Regions from separate parts of the Homo sapiens genome. Here region 1 is linked to region 2. A link is a contact called in ENCODE Hi-C or POLR2A ChIA-PET data. All regions are on one chromosome and are shown on one strand. Each heading gives the region's core, a stretch centred on a gene start or an enhancer-like site at or near the end of the contact. The rest is flanking DNA. Distances are from core to core; before and after follow the strand shown. Region 1 holds the start of ZNF575 (zinc finger protein 575). Region 2 overlaps SIPA1L3 (signal induced proliferation associated 1 like 3).

The links. Hi-C counts contacts between places; a loop is a spot of excess contacts on that map. ChIA-PET counts read pairs that join two places held with the same protein, here RNA polymerase II (POLR2A). Pooled maps may share reads with other maps.
Region 1: a pooled map shows a loop between it and region 2 (8-fold over the local background). The contact joins the promoter of ZNF575 here to the enhancer-like site in region 2. A Hi-C loop is called at or near these places in 5 of 50 pooled maps. POLR2A ChIA-PET finds 5 or more read pairs at or near these places in 2 of 52 experiments (activated B cell and activated CD4-positive, alpha-beta T cell).

Annotation. Positions count from the first base shown.
Region 1 is chr19:43,531,102-43,535,097 of GRCh38, forward strand. It overlaps ZNF575 (zinc finger protein 575), which reads left to right and starts at 2,087. Exons shown (of 4, transcript NM_174945.3): 1 at 2,087-2,420; 2 at 2,694-2,801; 3 at 3,236-3,400; 4 at 3,928-3,996. The coding sequence starts at 3,322. RefSeq lists silencers at 54-225, 2,193-2,502.
Region 2 is chr19:38,046,471-38,050,583 of GRCh38, forward strand. The region is part of intron 2 of SIPA1L3 (signal induced proliferation associated 1 like 3); the gene reads left to right. Among named protein-coding and RNA genes, the nearest start is that of SNORD152, 110 kb to the right of the region's middle. RefSeq lists enhancers at 1-350, 1,219-1,967, 2,621-3,150. Within about 2 kb of position 2,206, at least 13 of the 41 ENCODE cell types and tissues checked have a DNase peak (open chromatin) inside an H3K27ac peak, as active enhancers do.

The DNA of each region.
Region 1 (3,996 bases), core at 837-3,336, 5.5 Mb after region 2:
AACTCCATCTTTACCAAAAATACAAAAAAAAAAAAAAAAATTAGCCAGGCGTGGTGACGGGCACCTGTAATCCCAGCTACTCAGGACGTTGAAGCAGGAGAATCACTTGAACCTGGGAGGTGGAGGTTACAGTGGGCTGATATCTCGCCACTGCACACCAGCTTGGGTGACAGAGCAAGACTCCGTGCAAAAAAAGAAAGAGGTGGGCACAGTGGCTCACCCCTGTAATCCCAGCACTTTGGGAGGCCAAGACGGGTGGATCACGAGGTCAGGAGATCGAGACCAGCCTGGCCAACATGGTGAAACCCTGTCTCTACTAAAAATACAAAAATTAGCTGGGTGTTGTGGTGAACACCTGTAATCCCAGCTACTTGGGAGGCTGAAGCAGGAGAATCGCTTGAACTCGGGAGGCAGAGGTTGCAGTGAGCCAAGATTGCGCCACTGCACTCCAGCCTGGGGGACACAGCGAGATTCCATCTCAAAAAAAAGAGAGAGAGAGAGACCGAAGTGTCACTTCAAACTAATACAATGTGTGGAGCTCATTTAGATCTTAAGTCAAGCAAATCAAGTGTAATAAAAAGATATTTATGAGATATGATGTTTGACATTTAGCTTCAGAATCATTTGGGAAGAGTGGATGGGGGGTAAATCAAACAATACTGGTCATGAGTGAATAATTATTTTAAAAACTTTTTTTTTAAAGATACGGGGTATCACTCTGTTGCGCAGGCTGGAATGCAGTAACACAATCATAGCTCATTGCAGACATGAACTCCTGGGTGAGTCCCCACTCCCTACCCCCGTGAAATAGCTGGGACTACAGGCTGCCATTAAGCCAGACTTTTTTTTTTTTTTTTTTTTTTTTTTTAAGATGGGGAGGTGTCTCACTATGTTGCCTAGGCTGGGATTTTTGTTTGTTTGGGTTTTTGGTTTTTTTGTTTTTTTGAGACGGAGTCTCACTCTGTTGCCCAGGCTGGAGTGCAGTGGCTTGATCTTGGCTCACTGCAACCTCTGCCTCCCAGGTTCAAGCCATCCTCCCACCTCAGCCTCCGGAGTAGCTGAGATTACAAGCGTGTGCCACCATGCCTGACTAATTTTTGTATTTTTAGTAGAGACGGGTTTTCACCATGTTGGCCAGGCTGGTCTCGAACTCCTGACGTCAGGTGATCCGTCCACCTCCGCCTCCCAAAGTGCTGGGATTACAGGCGTGAGCCACCGTGCCTAGCCCCCGTCTAGTTTGGAAATCCTGGGCTCAAGTGATTCGCCCGCCTCTGCCTCCCAGAGTGCTGGGATTACAGGCATGAGACAGGGAGCCCGGCCTAGGCACTTTCTAGTCTAAACACTTTCCATTGATTATCATATTTAATCCTAAAAACGCTCCATTTTATAGATGAGGAAACAGGCCTAGAAAGAGAGCTAGAAAGGGTCACACGGCTAGAAAGTGGCACAGCCGTATTCCAAACCAGTTACCCAGGCAATCTGGCTCCAGAGTCCAAATAACCCCGCCAAACTCCCAGGGATCGCCAGACCTTGCGGGTTATCGGACTGAGACCCACCCATGCAGAGGACTTTTATGGGCATTTCCTGGTCCTTTCTGCACCAGGCAGGAAGGTGCACCGCCACTGCTCGGGAAGAATGCTAAGCTGCATGCCACCCCAGGCCTGGCACCAAGAGCATGGGCCAGGGCACCTCGGGACCACCCAGGCTTCCGAGGGGGAAGGTAGATGGGTGCGTGGCTGAGAATCTTGAATCACCCAATAGCGAGGTGTGCCAAGGCGCTGTGCAAATAACGTGCCTTTTATTGGGCACTGGCTCTCTTTGAGCCCGGAGTCCCGCCCCCGCCCTCTCTCGAAGAACTGGCCAGACTTTTTGCAAACGCCTTGAAGGGTAGAATTAGCAGCGAGCTCTTGAAACTGCCTCTGGAGATGGAACTCAGCGGAATTCTCGAAAAGAAGAGGGACATTAAAAAGACGGGTGCATGCACTGATTTCCAAGCGCAGTTTGTCCATGTTAGTCTTGTACATGCTTGACTCCAGTCAGCCACCGTAGGCCCCGCCACCGGCGGTGCACTTTCTGTCGATACGGTAGCTTCGCGCTTGCTCACGAACTTGCCTGCCTGGCTGGCGCACCCAGCCCCTCCTTCCATTCCTTCTTCCCCCTCTCTGCAGCCTCTGCCAGCCCGCACTGCGCATGCTTTCTGACGCCCCCTTTGGTCCAGCGTGGGAGGAGGGGATGGAAATGAGGTTGGGCTAAGCAGCTTGCGCGCGCTCCCTTGCCTGCCCTCCCCCGACGCCGGACGCGCGCCGGGCGGGGCAGCTCCGCTGGTCCGAGGGCAGTGCAGCAGCGGCGACAGCGGCTGCGGCCGTGGCCGTGGCGGGAGGAGCCGGAAGCCCCGCCCCCGGGGAGGGGCCGTCCTGCAGGTGAGGGCGCAGGGGTTCGGGCGCGGATATTGGCTTGCAGGCTGAATGCCAGAATCACCCCGAGGGAGATCGGTTGTGGTCCGGACGCCTAGATTCTGGAGATGCTGGAGGGACTGTGCATTGGTGCCAGAGCCTCGGGAGGGTGCATCGGTGCCTGAATGTCTGATTCCGAGGGGTGCATTGAATCCTTTACGCTTGGGACTCTGAGGGAAAAGTCCATTAGGGGTCTCTGGACCGCGACGCATGCCAGGTTCCTTCCGTATCTTCCTCCAGGTCCCCCCTCTATCCTCCACGGCCCCATCCAAGCCAGGGATGAAATTTAACGGCAAGAAGGGCGCAGTTGACGCGGCGTCAATGAACTGAGACTAAGTCAAAAGCCGGGTAAAGCTAGGTCTTCGACGTGAAGCCCCGCCCACTGTGCCCATAGGCCCCTCCCCTGGGACGGTGATGAAAGACCTGCCCACTCCGCTCGAAGGCCCCCGCCCCCTGGGTCTAGTTTCAGAACAAGACTTTTTTTGTACAGCCCCGCCCATTCCAGGACTGCAGGGTCTGGTGGGGAAGGTCCCGCCCACTCTGCGCATAGGCCCCGCCGGCTCCGCGCTTAAGACGGCCGCTGAGTTAGTTGTGGAGACTCCGCCCACTCTGCTGAAAGACTCCAACCCTGGGTTTAGATAGCGAAGGGACTGCCTCTGGCTTGAATTTGCATAGCCCCGCTCACTGTGCTCTTAGGCTCCGCCTCCCCGCTAAGCCTGCCCCCGCCTTAGCATCCCATACTTGCAGACCTTGCTCCTAAACAGTGTGATCCCTCATTTTAGGCCCTCCAACCCTATCCCCATCAGCCTGGTCATCACCGGCGTCACCCCCGCCCCGCGCCCTGCCCCTAGGTTCCTGTGCCAGCAAGATGCTGGAGCGAGGCGCGGAGTCCGCGGCCGGGGCTACCGATCCTAGTCCCACTGGCAAGGAACCAGTGACCAAAGAAGGTGAGAGTGCCCCGCCTGTGAGTAGGGAGCATTCTCCAGGAACGGGGGCCAAAATAATCACATTCTGGGGGAATCTCAGGGTGAAAATTTGAGGGCCCTAGGGTGATGACTATTTGGGATCCCCAAAACTGCCACATTCTGGGAAATCCTCCCATTTGGCTCAGAGAGAGCCTCAGTGACCATTTGCTAAGGCTCAGGAAATGAGCCTTACAGAAGGGACGGGTCAGGGATGACATGCGGGATGTCAGGGTGATCACTGGGAAGATACTAGAAACGGATACCTTGGTAGCTTTGAGGAAGCCTTAGTAGCTTTGGGGATCCAGGAAAGTAACCCTTTGGAGTCCCTCAGAATGACGCCTGGGGGGAGGGGGGAGCAGAAACATGCAATTTGGGGAGTCTCAATGTGATGCTTGAGGTGCCCAGGTACACTTGGAGGAGCCCCACGAATATCAAAGTCGTGGCGGAGCCTGGCCTAGGCCCAGGGCGTTGGCTGCTTCCTGGAGCCCACCAGCCCTCCTGTCCCCCAGCTCCCCACCAGGGCCCACCGCAGAAGCCCAGCCAGTCAGCTCCAGGGCCCACCGCGTCCGCGGGCTCGC
Region 2 (4,113 bases), core at 956-3,455:
TTCTCTCGGTTCCCTGTTCTGGGCCCTGCCCTGGAAAGAGGCAGGGTGGCCGGGGAGGGGAGTTTCCAGATTACCTGTGTCTCCTGGGCATGGCACAGGAAATGACTCCTTCATAGGCTGAGAGTTTTGGGAGGCCCTGTGCCACAACCCCCCAGCAAGAGCCCACATGAATCCGCCATCTCGCCCGCAGCCTGGGGATGCTGCTGGATTTTCCGGGTGTGGAGGGGCCCAGGTCCCCCGAGCAGCTCCTCTGACCCCGCAACCCGGCATCTCCTGTGCCCGAGTGGCGTCTGTCAGTTGCTCAGTAAGTGGAGGGCTTTGCTGTCCCTTCTGCTGTACCCACAGCTGCCCGCTCAGAGCAAGGTGGCTCTGATCCTGCAGGAGGGGGCTCTCTTTGAGAGCACTTGGGTGTATCGTGTCTCAGAAAACCCACATGGCTTGTAGCTGTGGCTGCCTAACAGCACCACCTGGGTGGTTGAGTGGCTCTTCCAGAGACCCTTAAGTGGATGGGCTCCCCAGCCAGGCGTGGTCCCCACTGCTAAGTATGTTATAGGTGTTGACCCACTTAGTCCTCCCAAAAACCCTGTGAGGCAGGCACTATCCAGTTTTACACATGAGGAAACTGAGGCACGGATAAGTTGGGTTGTTTGCGTGAGCCACACAGGTAGGAAGTGGCAGAACCAGGATTTGAACCCAGACCATCTGGCTTCATAATCACTCTGCTATACTTCCTGCCAGCCTGTTCTCCCCCGCCGACACACACGCACGCACACACGCACGCACTCACACACACTCCTACACATTCCTCTCTCTGTCATATCACCTGGTTTATTTTCTTCATGGCACATATCACAGTGGATTTGTGGGCTTGTGTATTGCCTGTCTACACCCTATAGTATAGCCTGTGAGCTCCTGTTTGACCATAGGAATTCTGTGTCTTGTGCATTGCCATATCCCCAGCATCTAGAACAGGACCTGGCCCGAAAGAGCTGCTCAGTAAATATTTGTTGAATGAATGAACCGACATGGCCAGTGACACAATGTCTCACTGGGTAGGTTTGTGTTATTTTTTCCTCCTTCGACCTCGATCCCTCCTGCCACTCACTTTATAGTAGAGGCAGTCACAGGCGATCTGTGGGTAGAGCGATGATTGAACCCGGGCCGGGCTGACCCCAGAGCGCACGCTCCTTTGCCCGCCCCTGCCACACTGGTATCTTTCCCTTGATGCTGACGGAGGGATGTGACACCGCAGCCAGCCAGGTCTCCTCATGGAGGGCCTCGGACCACGTGTCATTTTAGAGACCCCAGCGGCAGTCCAGATCCTGAAGTCCGACCTTTGATTCAGGAACAGAGCAGCTGCAGGAGTGCCAGGCTGGGCTTTCTGGTCCTGTCTCTCATCCTCAGCTCCAGTCAGCTGGGGATTAACCCCCTGCCGTCATCAGGAGAAATACAACATGGGAAACCGGCGGTAACTCCACTGTGGTAAAGGATGTGAGGGAAACAGTGACCCACTGCAGAGGGTTTCCTGAGCTCTCGTGCACAGAGAATCGTGCGTGTGCCTCTGGGTGGGCAGGGGACATGCAGCCTGGGTGAACATTTCCCATACACTAGGATGAATTGGCCCTTCCTGTTCATGCCTCTAATGCCCCATTTCCCTCCTACAGAGATTTTCTCTTGTTTAACAATTAAAAGATAGCAGGCTGCTTTGTGGTTCTCAGTCAGGATGCTTTTTAGTTGCAAGTAACAACCCTGGCACCATCTGGCCAATGGTTAAGACATGTGATGTGTTCTAGAAGCCCAGGGGTGGATGGGCACCAGGTGGATAGGATCAGCAGCTCAAGCATGTCTGTCAGGGACTCAGGTTCTCAGCCTCCAAAGGCCTCTGTATGCCTCTTGGTTCCAGAATGGCTTCCAGTGATAATCAGGGCCACTTGCCCTTGTCCACAGGCATCAGGAGAGAGAGAACACACCCCACTGATGGTTATAAGTGGTTCCCCTCAGTCTACAGCTGGTCCAGCTGAGGTCACGTGCCCCTCAACCAGGCCGGTCAAGTTACTAGAGGAATGCCACATCCTGATCACTCTTGACCAACTGGGTTCTGTTGTCTAGTAGCTGAAAAAAGCAGAAGTGGAAACTGAGTAGACAACCATTAATGCCTGCCAAGCTCAGTCCCTGACCAAGTCCCCTCCCTAAGTTAGCAAATCGTGTCAGGCCCAACAGATTTTGTGGCATTTGAGAACAAAGAAGTGTGGTTTTCTTTTGAAGAAGTTTAGTGACTTGCGTCCAATTTCTGCCTCCTGCATCATCCACCCTCAGTTAACACCCAAAAAAGGGGGCAGGCTGGGCGCGGTGGCTCACACCTGTAATCCCAGCACTTTGGGAGGCTGAGGCGGGCAGATCATGAGGTCAAGAGACCATCCTGGCTAACACGGTGAAACCCCGTGTCTACTAAAAATACAAAAATTAGCTGGGTGTGGTAGTGCACACCTGTAGTCCCAGCTATCGTGAGGCTGAGGCAGGAGAATCGCTTGAACCCAGGAGGTGGAGGTTGCAGTGAGCTGAGATTGCGCCACTGCACTCCAGCCTGGGCGACAGGGCGAGACCCCATCTCAAAAAAAAAGCGGGGGGTGGACAGGGGGCAAGTGGAGTCTGGCTGCCAAAGACTACTTGTCTGATGGTGGGGAAAAAAAATGGGTGTCTCCTCCCTTGTCACTGGGAAGGTTTTTGTTTCTCTTTCCATCTTCATCCTCTATAGGTCCTTTCATTCCTTCCCCCAGTCTGAAATATTTCCGGTGTGTCTGTAGCTGTGCACACATCCTTGCAAAATATATATTGAGGTTTGAGTAAAGAGTCAGCTTCCGGGGTTTGGAGCTCTGTATCTCATTCTTTCGGTTTCTTCTGGTTTTCACCAAATAGCATGTGTTCGCCATCTAGCCACGTTGCTGGATGTGTGTCCAGTGTATGGCGTCTGGCAGCTGAACAGTTGTACATGCTGTACATCTGCCACGGCTCACGTGTCTGGTCCCCTGGTGTTGGGCATCCAGGTTGCCCCTAGCTCCACCCCACTTCAAACCATGCTTCAAGTGAGCATCCGCCTACCTTTGCCTTAGGAACCCATGGGGCTTACCCCCAGGAGTCAGTTGCAGCCGGAGATAGGCATTCTCTCTCCCCAGGGGTGGGATTAAGGCACCTGCCACAACACCCAGCTAATTTTTGTACTTTTGGTAGAACTGGGGTTTTGCTCCATTGGCCAGGCTGATCTTGAACTCCTGAGCTCTCTATGAGGCTGCTCTGACCCGCGTTCCCCCGAGAGCACAGGAGGGTCCCGCTTCCCCATACCTCTCGCCACTTTGCTGTTGTCCTGCTTCCCAGTTTCACCAATCCGAAGGGTGTCAAGTGGGGTCTCCGGGGTTTTAATGCTCTGATGGTGAGTCTGGCTGAGTGCCTCTTCATGCCCCTGTTAACCTAATTCAGGCTCCCCTTTCCAAGAGAGGCCCAGTCAGCACAGGCATTGGAAGGCAAATTCTGGAGCCGGTGACCTGCGTTTGAATCCTGACCCTGCCATGTAACCCAGCAAGTTAGTTCACCTCTCTGAGCCTCAGAGCTGCCATAAATATAAAATGGAAATAATAGTAGTATCTATATTGTAAGGTATTTTGAGGATTAAATGAGATAATATATGTAAAGCATTTAAGACAGTGCTGGCTGGGCATGGTGGCTCACGCCTGTAATCCCAACACTTTGGGAGGCCGAGGCAGGTGGATCACTTGACGTCGTGAGTTCGAGACCAGCCTGGCCAACATGATGAAACCCCGTCTCCACTAAAAATGCAAAAATTAGCCCGACGTGGTGGCGCATGCCTGTAATCCCAGCTACTCAGGAGGCTGAGGCAGGAGAATCCCTTGAACCCAGGAGGCAAAGGTTGAAGTGAGCCAAGATCACACCACTGCACTCCAGCCTGGCCAACAGAGTGAGACTGTCTCAACAATAACAACAACAACAAAAAAACAGCGCCTAACACATATGTGATCTGAAAGCATTAGCAATTATTATCACTATCACCGTCATTATTATTGTTTTAAAGTTTCTAAACTTTCAAATGTTGTATCCTTT